2 separate regions of the Homo sapiens genome follow, and region 1 is linked to region 2. The links are chromatin contacts, found by Hi-C in ENCODE. All regions are on one chromosome and are shown on one strand. The core of a region is the stretch at or near the end of the contact, and the rest is flanking DNA. Distances in the headings are between cores, read along the strand shown. Region 1 has its middle 77 kb from the start of NAV2-AS5. Region 2 overlaps PTPN5 (protein tyrosine phosphatase non-receptor type 5).

Evidence for each region. A loop is a pair of places that touch in the nucleus more often than their neighbours do. Pooled maps may share reads with other maps.
Region 1: a map with no recorded cell type shows a loop between it and region 2 (10-fold over the local background). The contact joins two enhancer-like sites. A Hi-C loop is called at or near these places in 8 of 37 single-sample maps with no recorded cell type and 4 of 50 pooled maps.

What each region holds. Positions count from the first base shown.
Region 1 is chr11:19,427,063-19,434,310 of GRCh38, reverse strand. It overlaps a transcript of NAV2 not described here. Among named protein-coding and RNA genes, the nearest start is that of NAV2-AS5, 77 kb to the left of the region's middle. RefSeq lists a silencer at 1,723-1,923. Within about 2 kb of position 1,535, at least 5 of the 41 ENCODE cell types and tissues checked have a DNase peak (open chromatin) inside an H3K27ac peak, as active enhancers do.
Region 2 is chr11:18,762,679-18,769,405 of GRCh38, reverse strand. It overlaps PTPN5 (protein tyrosine phosphatase non-receptor type 5), which reads left to right. Exons shown (of 15, transcript NM_006906.2): 3 at 3,523-3,599. Among named protein-coding and RNA genes, the nearest start is that of PTPN5, 26 kb to the left of the region's middle. Within about 2 kb of position 5,010, at least 3 of the 41 ENCODE cell types and tissues checked have a DNase peak (open chromatin) inside an H3K27ac peak, as active enhancers do.

The DNA.
Region 1 (7,248 bases), core at 286-2,785, 670 kb before region 2:
ACCAAGATGCCTTAATATCTTTAATATGTACCTCATCAGCCACTGAGCATCTACTGTGTGTAAAATCTGATGCCTTGGTCCAATTTCATGGATAAATTTGTAGTATCCATCTCTTGAGACACATGGAAAACCACATCTTCTGTTTCTTATAACAGACTGCTGGTGTTCACCAATATCCATGTTCTCCTCTTTTTTTTTTTTGGCTCATTTTCCACTCTCCTTTCATCCAACAGAGGCCATGTGATTTGTTTGCACCAATGGAGTGTGTGCAAAATAGTCATTACTTCCAAGCCTGGCACCTACACTTCCTGCATGATACTTCTTGCTCTCTCTTCCTTTGCCTATTGGCCAGATGCTGAAGTGTTAAGCCATTGCGATTTTGAGGCTCATCTCTTACAGCAGCCAGCATTATTTACTCTAATACATTTCTATTTTTTGAGACTTTTCTCTAATACAGATTTTATTTGTGCATATAATACTTTAAACATTCAATTGGATGTGAGATCTTTTGAAAAGCAATGATCTGCCTTTGAATTGGGGGAAATACAATTTGCCAACAGTGGTCACAACTGCAAGAAGTTAATATAAAGGCCCCAGTTAGCTTCAGGGGCCTAATCAGAGACTCCCCATGGAGCTAACATTCTTCAACAAGCAAGCCTGTTGCTGGCTCACAAAATGCTTGGTCCATACCACCGCCTTTCAGTTGAGCAGATGGGGGTTTTGATGTAAATTGTGCTGGCATTTGCTGCTCTGAAAATAGATTTGTTTTTGCCTCCTTCCAAATTCAGTCCTAAAAAGCAATAGTCAACAAGTTTCATTTCCTCCTTTTAGGCAGGTCAGCAGGACCAGATATCTGTTTGCTATTAAAAGGCACAAAATAAAGCCAAGGATCTCATGCTTGCGGGGCACCTTGGGCTTTACCTTGTTGGTGCCCCATCAAATGCAGAAATTTCCTCTAGAGAATTCCAGGTAGAGCATCCTGTTCTGCTTGCCCTCTTTGATGGGGAGCTCACCACTTAATGAAGTAACACATTCTAGTGTTAAAGAGTACTTCCAGTTAGAAAGCTGAAACTGACCTCCACAAACATTCCATTTTTCAGTCCTGTATCTGCCCTTTAGAGGCATCCTCTCAAAATATAGTGCCATCTCTACATATTGACCCTTCAGGCATTTGAAGACAGAATTGAAGTCTGAACTCTTATCTTTTCCTTGTCTCTGCCCCAAAGTCCTCTATACAGCATAACTCCCAGGACTCTTCCTCAGAACATACTCCAGCTTGTCAATGTCCAGTGAAAACTGAAGTGACAGGAGCTGGCCACAGTTTGAGCAATATGGAAAGGAATGGGGTTAACATCAGTGCCTTCAGGACACTGTGGTTCTGGGTGAGCTGGACTCTTGTGTTTGGGTTTGAGGCATTTTGAAAAGTAAGAATTGCCTCAGAGGACAGCAGCAGCTCTCCTCAGCTGCGGTAAGAGTTATTGGGGAGATTCAAATGAGGGTAAAGAACACAAGAACCTGGGCCTCACAGAAACCCTGGAATGGATTAGTACTGGAACATGCTTTGAAACCTGCAGGGAAATCTAGAATTCAGTGCAGTCTCCACTACAGGGACACCCTAGCTGTACCTTGGGGGCCCCAGCTCCTTCCTGGTTGACTTCTGCTGCTCTCCATACCACCCACTCCCCCACTGCCTCGCTCTCCATGCTCCATGTCTTCTCAGTGGCTGCTTCATCCTGGCTTTCACCTCCTCACTGTCCATGACGCCTTTTGGCTTCTGCCTGCCTTCTTGTGAGTGTGCCATTTGTGGTTTTTTTCCCAACATACTCTCTATGACTTAAATTCAACACTTCCACAGGGAGAGAATATGATCTTTTCCCTTAATCACCACCAACTCAGTCATGAAATGTTTTAGCTGCAGTTTGTCCTAGCAGCTGCTGATCAGCCTATGGGTTAGTTCAAATGCTCTCCCCTAATCAATAAACATCAATTAACAATGATGACAGGGGTGGGCCACAGGAGAGGAAAGTGGCAATTTCTACAGAAGGATTCTGGGTTTTCATCACATTCACAGAATGTGAATTCAAGCTTATCAATGCTTTTTTTTTTTTTTTTTGGTCGGAGTTTTGCTCTTGTTGCCCAGGCTGGAGTGCAGTGGTGCAATCTCAGCTCACTGCAACATCCACTTCCCGGGTTCAAGTGATTCTCTTGCCTCAGCTTCCCAAGTAGCTGGGATTACAGGCCTGTGCCACCACACACAGCTAATTTTTGTATTTTTAATACAGACAGGGTTTCATCCTGTTGGCCAGGCTGGTCTCGAACTCCTGACCTCAGGTGATCGGCCAGCCTTGGCCTCCCAAAGTGCTGGGATTACAGGCATGAGCCACCGCACCCAGTCTTATCAATACTTTCGACAACCAGATCACACTATGATGTATGTTGGAAAATGTGATGTGTGTTATGGCAAAATCCAAAAGCTGTGTTTTTCCTAGCTGCTGCTAAGCCAGCACTCTCTACCTTGCACCTATATGTGCAAATCTTGGCTTACTATATTTCATCTTGATAGACTCTACAGAAGGTCCCAGTCCTGCAAATTTGCTCTTAATCTAAATTCTATCTTCCGACACCAGGCATTTGTTTGTTTGTTTGTTACTCTCTGCTCTGTAAATTCCAAAGGTTCCTTACAGCCCTATCAGAACCACAAGGAGAGGAAGGAGACCAAGAAGGATGGGGTCAGCACCCAGCCCCAACCTCACTTTGGCCAGAAAAACTGTTCTAGTGCAACAGAATTCCAGGTAAGAGTTTCTTGGAACAATATTTTCTGAAACAGAAATAAAATTTGAAAACCATGGAGGCAGGGTCTTTTTGTGGCTTCTGTGCTCAGTGGTTGGTCTCATTTCTCAGCATAGCATGCTTGCCCACCCCCAGGACCTCCTCCTGCGGCACACTAAGATGGGTACACTGCAGTGCCCTGTCACACTTCCAGCTTCAGCAGTCGTTAAACGCAGCAAAGAACTAGAAGAATGACTGCTTACCTTCGCTTACCTTCTTGCTCCAGGAAGCAACAGCCTGCTGTGCCGATTCCCACTTCGGGCTTTAACCAGCAGCAACTCAGCACAGCTTGAAGGGATGCACTCTTTATCCCTGGTACCATCAGACCAGGGCTGAGGGACAGCAGTGGAAACTAGCTGTGGGCAGCTTCCAGGCAGGGATGAGATGCCCCTCCACCTGCCTGTCTATTTTGCCTTTAACAAAGCTAAAATAAGGCAGATTTACATTATAAAGGTTTAGCAGGCCATGAAGGGAGTTTTTTTCTATTGTGTCTGAATCTTGGCTAAAGCCTCAGGCTAAAGATAATTGGTGGCAAGTAGCCCATGTTCTAGAGGGCTGCTTGACACACTTGCAGCACTTACTGGAAGATGGCAAAGCTAGCCTGGAAACACCCTCCCTGGGTAAGAGGCTGTGTCAGAGGAGGCTGGAGCTTCTCTGAGGAGCGGACCTTTCCACGGACATCTGTAGATGAATTGGAGGGGACAAAGAAAAGTGATGCTCTCTACCCTCAACTGTCAACTGATCCACACGGCAGGGGAGACTGGCATCATATCTTCTTAACTGGATGTGTGCAGAGCTCCAGAAACTTGCAAAAACAACTCCCTGGTGTTAGTGAAGCAGGCCAAAGTGAGAAAGTTCTTGAGAACTTGCTCTGTCTCCAGGTGTTTGAAAGTGTGTGTAAAATAAACATTGCTGCCCATGAGCTGAAGCTGCCGTGATAGCCAGGTGAGGGGATGGCGTCAGCAGCTAGGCTTGCTGCTCACTCCCCTCCTCGCAGGGCAAGGGTGCACTGTACTTATGGGACAGGGAATGCCAGTGAGGGTCGCTGGGTTTGAACTGTCTCAAGAGGACCCAGCCTGAGGAGGCTATGCGAGAGGGGACTGAAGAAGGGGAGAAGACACCAAACGGGTCAGCTTTAGGGGCAGAGACCACATGCCGAGGCTCTCAGAAAGCCTGCCACATACTCCATGGAAGAGCTGACTCTAGGAAACTGCCCCAGCAAAGGTGATTGGATGGCCAAGCGAAAAGTGCAAAGAGCATCAGCTGCATGAAGAGGCCTCTGCCCCATTCCTTCCTTCCCTTGCTCTGCCCTAGGGAGCCAGAACTGAGAGGGGTGGGGGTAAGGGGACAGGTGGGTAAGAAGTGGAACTGAAGAGTGAAAGGACAGCCAGGGTCTCCTCATGCCCACCATTGCTCCCTGAACTCTAGACCAGGTTTGAGCTGATGAGAGGGATAAAGTTTGTAAACTGAATGTGAAATTGAAGTTTCCATTTATATTGGGCTAGACTTTCTAATTACTCAAGATGAGGCTGCTGCCACTTTTTTTCTAATAGCTAAAAGGGACTGGAAATGATGTTTCTCCAAGTGACAGGGAAGTGAGTTTGGAGGCCCTGGTGGGAAAAGACAATGTGTTTTCCTGATGAAATCCTGCTGACTTCAGGCCACTCAGCAAACTGGTTGCACGGTCTCAGGACTTAATCTTCCCAAACCTTAGATTCTTCATCATCTGTCAAATGGAGAGCAAAATGCCCACCTCCTAGAAGTGTTTTGAGAACTAAAATGAAAATGTTATGTCAATCTTTAAAGTGTCCAGCACTTGGGAGTGCCCAGCCAACAGTGCTCCCTTCTTCCTCTATTTGCCATCACTGAGCAGAGGCCCCTCCCTGCAACCTTAAACCAACAGACTTGAAGAACAGCAGAGATGAAGAGACTGTGGAGAGATGTGGTCTAACTTCCTCCTATTAGAGAAGATGAAACTGAGGTTCAGAGAGACTGGAGTCCTACTGCCGAAGGTCACTCACTGGGTAACTGGCAGAATCAACATTGAGACCAAAATCTCCTGACCCCCAGGCCAGTCTTTTTTCTTCTATGAAGTGTATGGACACTCCCGTAATAGCCCAGTGAGGCTTTATTGATTGGTTAACTGAAAAGTGACTGGAGACCTTTAGACTTGGTCCTGGCCCCCTTGGCCGTGCCAAGAAGTGCCCAGTAAATAAATGCATTGGCACAAGTTTTCAATTCACAGAGTACCAGCCCTGCTCCAGGAACTATGATTAGAGCTGGATACACACCTGGAAACCACCACCTCTGGACTCACTGAGCTCCCAATCTGGCAAGAGAAGCAGAAGACTCTGAGTGCACCTGGGGGATTCTAGAAAGGCTTCACAGAGGGCTTAATCAGCTTGTGCAATCGGGTAGAAAAGGATGGAGGTCCATTTAGGGTCTTCCCCATTCCCCTTCTCCCCAGGTGACCTCTCTGTTTTAGAGGTACCCAGTTTTGAATTCCTTGGCTGTGTAGTGGAGCTAGCAGGAAGGCGTTTCTAACCTTACCTTTGCCTCCAAGTACATTATCATAATGCACACACGTCAAGGTTCTTAGGCAACAGCTTTCCTGATATGGATGAAGAAAGAATCACATGGGAAAGAAGTTTCCCACAATCAGCTTGTACACCTCTGCTCATTTCACAAGTTAACAGTCAGTCCTACTGATCAGCCCTTCTCTTCCCACCCTGATTCTCTGCTTAGAAATTTTTATGACAGGAAGATGACTAGGTGGCATAGAGGAAAGATGACTGCTAAGGTACTTCCCCAAAGAGAGCAAAACAAATAGAGCTCAAGGTTTAATTCCTGCTCAAGGTATTAAATTTCGCATTCAAGTATCACCATTGACCAGTGATCTCAAAAGACTTAGAAGGAAGAACACAAGCTGCATTTATCCTAACTCGGGTAATCCAAATCTGAATTCAGTGTAAGTAATAGCAGGGATAAGCACTTACCTCTTTGGATGCGAAACCAATTAAATGCAGCCAAGAAGGTACACTAGCTTGAATGCGTCAAGGAGCTAATTCTCAGTGAGGCCCCACATTAATTGGTTCAGCCCCACTTTGCAGCTGGCAAAATTTCCAGTGTCTCTCAAAGCCCAGTACTGAGATAAGCCACTAGGCTACCCCTTCCAAGCCACAGACACTGACAGACAAAGGGCAGAGGCTTTTAAACAAATTGGGAAATGGTATGCGTGTATGTGTGTTTTAAATTCGTTGCCAATATTAAAAATTGGGATATTTAACAACAGCAACAAAAAAAACCCTGACTTCTGGGTTTTCTTAAAAACATGAAAGATCTCAAAGATTTAAACGTATTTGTAAAACCCATTATAATAGCAGAAGAAATCATTGGAGAATCCTTTTACAACCTCAGGGTAAAGAAGTTCTTTCTAATTTGGACCCAGAATCCGGAAGTTCTAAAGGGAATGATTGATTTGGCTACATTAAAAAAAATACCCCAAACACAATCAAAAACACAAAAAACAAACTAGCGGGGGGATGCAGATTCAAACTCATATCAGAAAGGGATTAGCTCTCCAATATATAAAAAGTTTAAGAAATCAATAAGTACATGATCAACAACCCAATAAGAAACAACTGTAGGCAATGAACTGACAGATCACAGACAGTGAAATACAAGTGGCTTTTGAGTACGGAAGATATTCGGCTTCACTCATAATTTAAAAAATAAAAAGTAAAATCACATCAAAATGCCATTTTTCACATGTTAGAATGGTAAATACCCTAAATCTTCATAATACACTGTTGGCATGGCTGTGGGAGATTGCAATTCCGCCCCGCCTTGACCCCCATCCCAGAAATTAAAAACAACAACAACAACTATTTGTGCCACAGCCAGGAAGCCATTTGACTTCAAGTCATGTGTCCCAAAGGCTGGATTCCCTTGGGAGTTTTCTACCTGGATTCTGAAGATGAAAGTGAGAATTTTTTCTGGGTTCTATTTGACACTTAACATGCTGCCCTCCTATAACTAGGCAAAGGTTCAGGTTAAAAATAACAGGTGTCTCCTCAGTAATCCTAGCTGCATGTGCTCTTCTATTTCTTATTAAAAGAAAGAAAGGGAAGCAGAAGGAAGAAGGACCAGCACAATTGCAAGCCTGCTGTGCGCCAGGAGCTGCATAGAGCTTTATATGCATTATCTCATTTATAGCCCACGTCAAGTGTGAGAGTATTGCCATCCTCTTTCTGCAGGGGAGGAAAGAGACTCAGAGTAGCCACATGACTTGATTTCTTTGACAGATGTGTGCAGAGGGGACTGAACAAAGGAGCCACAGCTTGGGTTCCCTTGGAGGAAAAGCTTATTTTGATATGGGTCGTTTTTCATTGATTGAGTCAAAGGAAATCTGGAGGCTAA
Region 2 (6,727 bases), core at 3,761-6,260:
ATTAATTTAAAAAAAAACCAGCTCCTGTCTCCCCCTTGGAGAAGACTTCCTCTTCCCCTTGCCCCTCCCACAAATGAGCAGAGCCTTCCCCAGGATGGTCACATGCATACATCAATTAAAGCAGGCATCAGGGTACAGTCGTGTCTGCATGTCTGTCTCCCTGAGAAGACTGGGAGCCTGCAAGGAGGGGCCTGGATTATTCATCACTGTATTCCTAGGGCAGCTCCAGGCCTTGCTCACAGGAGGTGCTCAGCACACGCCTGTTGAATGCGACGATGGCTTTGGGAAGCTACTTTCACTCCGGGACATCCTCCATCAGTGAAGTGGGGGCAGGCTGGGTGATTTCCAAGTCCCTTCATCCCTGGTGGTCTCTGGTTATAAGGGAAGCAGTGGTGGGGGCAGCCCAGCAAGTGGCTGCTGTTGTCACAGGCCAGTGTTCTGTTCCTGTTGCCTGGCTGATAGAAGTGGGGAAGGAGAGAGCAGGAGCCTTAGCAATCCAATAAAAGCAGCTATTTCTGCTCTTGGTGGGGAGGGAGGAAGGCAGCGCCCAGAGACTGGGTTCCCCATCCAGCCTGAATGGGCCATGTATTTTCTTTGGAAAGCTAATTAAACCCTCCTCTGGACAGTCTAGACACGCAGGCTGTGGCTGGGGTTGCCTGGAGTCCTTCGACTACAGGGAAGAGCAGCAGAGGCTCTTGCTCCATTTTCCTTTGCAGTCAAGAGGTGCTACTCGTTCTGCTTTTCTGGTTATGAAATTAGTCATTTTCTAGGAAGCTTATTTATAGAGTCCACTGCACACATGAAGCACTGAGCTATTCTGAACACAGCTTGGGGCCTGAGAGGCTTAAGGTGTGAAAGCAGGTGTGAGTCACACATGGGTCCCCTTCCAGAGGTATCTGGATACTGTGCCTTTCTGTACCCAGCCAGGGGTCAGCCCTCATGGGCTGCCATCCAGCTAGGTGCTCGTTAGGGTAAGGAAAGAACAAGTTTAGGATTGGAAGGTTGGGGGTGGGTGCTCTCAAACACAATCCCTGTGGCCACCACCAACTCAGTATAAAATGTGGGGCAAGTCAGACCCCATTCTCTGGCTCAGTTTCTCCTCTGTAAAATGAGAGGCCTTCCAGATCTGTGATTCTCTGACTTCTGTGGACAACAGCTGTGGAGGAGAGCTCCCAGCTACTTAGCAAAGACCCGTCCACAAAGCAGCTCAGATGATGGCTGTGTTTGAGATTCCTAATGTTTTCTCAAGAACGTCAGGTCAACATTTACTTATTCCATAAGTGTTTATTTATTGAACATCCTACTACGAACCAGGCACTGTGCGAGGCTTTGAAGATACAATGGTAAATAAAACAGAAATAGTGGACCCTGCCTTCATGAAAGCCACAGTCTAATGATGGAGACAGATGTTGAATAATGGCATATATTACAGTGACATTTCTAACCGTGTCAAGTGCATACCATGTGAGAGAAAAGCATGTGGAAGGTGCTGTGAGGAAAGAGCCTTCCCAGTGTGGCTGGAGTGCAGAGGTCAAGAGGGAGAGGGACTTAGGGTAAGCCTGGAGGGATCCACAGGGACCAGACCACCCAACATCTATGAACTATGCCAAAGGATTTTTCTTTGTTCTAAGTACAATAAGGATGCCATGAAAATATTTTTTCAAGAAAGGTTATGTGATAAACGTTGAGTTCTGAGGAATTGATTCTAGCTCCTCTCTTCTGGAGAAGCGTTCACCATGCCACTTTCCATTGCCTGGGGCAGAGGGGACTTCCACATCCAGTTGTGCAGTTTGTAAACTGCACAGATTTTCTGTGCCATAAGCACTGGAGCCATGTGGAGAATGTTTTGGAGGCCAGCCCGAGTGGATGCCAGCAACCAGTTAAAATATTGCCACAGCAATCTAGGCAAGAGATGATGGTGGCTGGGACCAAGATGGGGAGGGAGAAATGTGGAGGGACTCCAGAGACATTTAAAGAATGCACTTAAAGTTACCTTGAAGGAAGTGACCTCCTCTCTGCAGGAGTGCTGGGCTCTAGGACTTGTGATTCTCAGAGACCCTGGCAATTGGGTTGAGGAAAAAAATAAAATGATATAATGCCAGTTGAAAAAGAAGATATCAGAGGGAGAAGGGCCACCCTGAACCTGACCTCTCTGCCCTTAATTATTTAAAATCTGGAATTGGGCCTGAAACTGGCCCTAGGGCCAGTCCAAGAAGCAGGATAGCAGGACTTGGGGGCAGAGAAGCAGCTGAGCCTCTGGAATTCCTGAAAGTATGCTAGCAAGGCTATGTCAAAGGTTCTTTTGGTTGCCAGTTTCAGAAATCACATCCCACTGGCGTAAGCTAAAATGTGGGGATTTATTGGAAGGATCCACGGCCATCTTATGGTCTTGAAGGGCATATTGTCCAAGACTCAGTACAGATGGGAACAAGGCAGCTCTCAGGCCCTCAGCAGCAGGTCTTCTCTCCAGGGCACTGTGGCTACCATGATTCAGCACCAGCAAAATGCATCAGAATGCATTTTCAGTGTGCAAGGGAGAGGATCTGATTGACCCAGGCTGGTTTGTGTGTTCAGCCTTGGATCAGTCATCAGCTACTGCCAAGGGTCAGAGACATGAAAGGCAGACAAGGCCACTGGAGCCCACGCTGCATTTCAGGCCATTCCCAGGGTAGGGGACCCCCTGTGAGTCAAGTGGTTGCCCTCAAGATATGTCTACTCTCAAGATGCTTCATGGGGTCTAGCTGATCTCCAGCAACATTTTTCCAGCTTGCCAGGTAAAGGAGAAAAACTAGACCCCCATACTCTCCTATAAGGTGCCCTAATAGGCTAGAAAGAGGGTTCTCTGATTTCAGGAAGGAAACATTTAGACTATACAAAACATGTATGTAACTACTTTTTCTAGCTATTCTGGAGAAGAGTTCTGCATACCACTTTTCACTGCCTGGGGCAGAGGGGACTTGCATATCTTGGAGAGCTGGACACAGGATTGTGGGTTACTCAGAGCCCTCTTCTTGTCCACCCATGGTTCAAAACTACTGGAACTAGGAGACAGAATGGCACAACAGCGAGAGCATGAGCCTGGAGTCCTAGGTCATAATTTCAAACTCATCTCTATTCTATTGAGCTGTGTGACCTTGGGCAAGTTACTTAACCTCTCTGAGCCTGTTTAATGATCCCTCATTCATGAGGTCATGGTGAGGATTTAATGTGATAAAGTTTGCAAAGTGCTTGCGTATAGTAAATCCTCCTACTGTAGAGGTGATGATGATGGTGATGATGATGATGATGGTTGTGATGATACTGCTGCCACTGATTCCACAAGGAAGACACCTGCAAAATTCTGCTCCTGCCTCTGCAGCTTGACCCCTCAACAGGCTGGTATTTTCCTCAGGTCCCTTTGATGGGGTGGGGTTATTCAAAGGGATACAGAATACAGGAGAGGGAGCCTTCTTATCTTTGCTCAGGGTTTTTGTCTTGATCCTGGCTCAACAGCATATTCTTACCTTTTCCATCCTGCTGCAGGAGTGAGAGAGAGAACCACGCTGCTGATGACTCCGAGGGAGGGGCCCTGGACATGTGCTGCAGTGAGAGGCTACCGGGTGAGTCTTCTCAGCACCCAGCTCCTCCCAGACCTCAGAATGGAGAGACAATGCCCCGGCTGAAGCTGGGGCTGGAGTAAAGCCTAGCTAGCTGTGAACTTGCGCAAGAATATCCATGCAGCTGCTCCATAGCTCTTCGTTTAAATGGGGACTTGTTTTTCTAATCCCTGATGCCTTCTGACCTGTTATCACTTGGAGCTGCTCTAGGCTCACATGGAGGGAAGAGCAGGCAATTGAAGGTGTGCTAGGAAGTGAAAAGAAGGACGAAGAGCTGAGGAGTACAGGGCTCCTAGGGAATGACCACTGACCATTCAGGGCTGGGCTGACTTCAAGAGGTAAGGGTAGGAAGCAAAACCTGAAGGCAGCATGAGCCAAGGATGGGGTGGGGGATGTGGAGAACTACCTGACCTCCCTGTTGAGAAGCCCGGCTTGAGGGTGAAACTGTGCTGCTTGAGTCCAGTTGACCACAGTTGCAGGGAGCCAAGCCATTGCAGCCACCGTGGAGATATTACCAAGGCACTCTTGCCCACAGGGTGGCAGCTCGTCCCAGTTGTAGCCCCATGACCCACGCCATGATAAACAGCCTCAGAAGGAAGAAAAAGAAGGGGTGGGGGGAGAGTTTTACATTTTTTTATAAGTTTTTATTGTTCTTTTCCTTCTTATAACAAAAGGTTAACTGTCAAAATATTAGAAAATAAATACAAATAAAAAAAGAAAAATCGCCATAATCCTGTAACATAGCATATATTTTCATATCTCTCCTTCTGAACATTTTGTTAGAAGACAAGTCTTTTGGGCCAGGTGCGGTGGCTCATGCCTGTAATCCCAGCACTTTGGGAGGCCAAGGCGGGCAGATCACGAGGTCAGGAGATCGAGACCATCCTGGCTAACATGGTGAAACTCCGTCTCTACTAAAAATACAAAAAATTAGCCAGGCGTGGTGGCGGGCGCCTGTAGTCCCAGCTACTTGGGAGGCTGAGGCAGGAGGATGGCGTGAACCCAGAGGGCAGAGCTTGCAGTGAGCCGAGATCGCGCCACTGCACTCCAGCCTGGGCGACAGAGTAAGACTCCGTCTCCAAAAAAACAAAACAAAACAAAACAAAACAAAGACAAGTCTTTTGAACTCTAACGTTGAAATTCCAAACCTGTAGCTTTTCAGAGACCTCATGATTGGCAAGGAACCTTAGAATGGAGTCTTCACGTGATACTCTTTAAGATAGACATTGGAAACAACCAGGTATGAGTCTAAAGCGATGACTCTTCAAAATAAGTGGTATTTTATTCACACCACACTCAGTGCCCCAGCTCCTGAGGAAGCCCTTTGATGCAGTTCATACCTTAACCAGTAGGGGGTGCCATTGCTCAAAACACTTGGGACAGCCTGTTGAGACGGTCTAAGATGGGACCGTCTGTCTAGAAGAGAATTCTCTGAAAAGATGTGAGAACTTCCTGAATATCTGAATGGCTGTCTTGCGGAAGGGGCAGCAGATCTATTCTGTGTATCTTAGGATGACGTAAGCCCAAGGCATTGAAATTAAAAACAGGCCTTTGGCCCATAGACGCAGAACTCTCTGACTCTAAAAGTGGTCCAGTCATAGAACTCAATAATTCCAGAGGAAGAAATGCGTGTTCCGTCACAGGAGGCATTCAAGTACTAGATAGATAGACAATGGAGAGGAAATTTCCACAATGGATGGGAGGTCCAGATGACATCAGAAGTCCCCTTCAACTATTAAACAGTTCTGTGATTCAGATATGAGTCATAGAATTCGGAGATGACTCTACAATCAGGGATGGCACCACTGACTAGAAGAAATCTGCAGAAAATAGGACAGGATGAATAGGAGTCCAGAGAGTAGCACGGTGTGGAGGAAGAAAGAGCATGGGATTTGGCGTTTGAGTCCGCCTGTTCTGCTTCAGGCTGTGTGTTTATGCACAAGTCACTTAACCTTGCTGGAGCTCCAGTCCCTCATCTGTGAGCAGAAACAATAGCAATATGAATATTTATCCTCACAAGTGTCCTGGGGGAATAAATAAATGTAACCACTCAGTCATTCACTCAAGTACTTATTGAGCACCTACTAGGTCTCAGGTACTAGGTGCTAGATATATAGAGGTAAATAAAACAGACATAGTCCCTTCCCTAAGGAAAGTTCATGGACAACTTCAGCTCTGAGCTGCTTCTGCAAAATGGGATGAAGCCGCAGCAGAGAGGCTGCAGTAATAAGCATAATAGGTTAAATCCCAATGTTCTCTCCCATTTCTCCCCAAAAGCAAGCAACCAGTGTAGAATAGAAGAGTTTTGGTCATGGAATATCCTAGGAAATCAGTGTCATTTGCTACCCCTTCTTACAGATGAGAGGACCAAGGCCCAGGGAGCTTAGGCAGTCTGTCCAAGGTCACTTAGCTGGTAGAGGGAGGATTCACTCCAGGCAGTCTCTCTCAGTAGCCCGTGTCGTCACCGCTACCTTGTTCTGCCTCTGTTGTCCCCATGGAGCCACTGTCATCTTCTGGCACCCTGTGGACTGAGGCAGAAAGAGTTTAGGTGCGTTTGTTCCAGACAGGAGTTTGGAGGAGGTAGACAACGTCCCTGTGCCTGTCCCTATCTGTGTCCTTCCTCTGGGAAGTCCTGCTTGCAGAGGCCGAGCAAGTTGTGTGACCCTCTAGACTCCCACGATGCTGTCCTGATAGGGGATTGCAGTAATTATTTGCCTCCTCCATGGGGTCATGAGCTCTCTGAAGGCAAGGACCTCTCTGTTTCATTTCTGCATCCTCCATGTCCAGCATGTATTCACTCATTTCTTCATTCTGTCACTACTGATTGAGCACCTACATGTGCTGGGCACTGTTGTAAGCACTAGAGATTGAACAGAAATCCAAACTGAAAACAGTTCCCACCCTCCCAGGACAGTATTATGTGCTAGTCAAGAACAGGGACTCTGGACCTCAGCTTGGCCCCACCACTTACCAGTAGATGATCATGGACAAGCTACTGAATCTTTCTGGACCCCCCATTCACAATATAGCAAGAACAATATTCACTGCTGTGCAGAGTTGTTAGAGGATTCAGTGAATTAACAGAAAGCTTAGAACAGTGCCTGGCATATAGCAAATGCTGTACAGACATT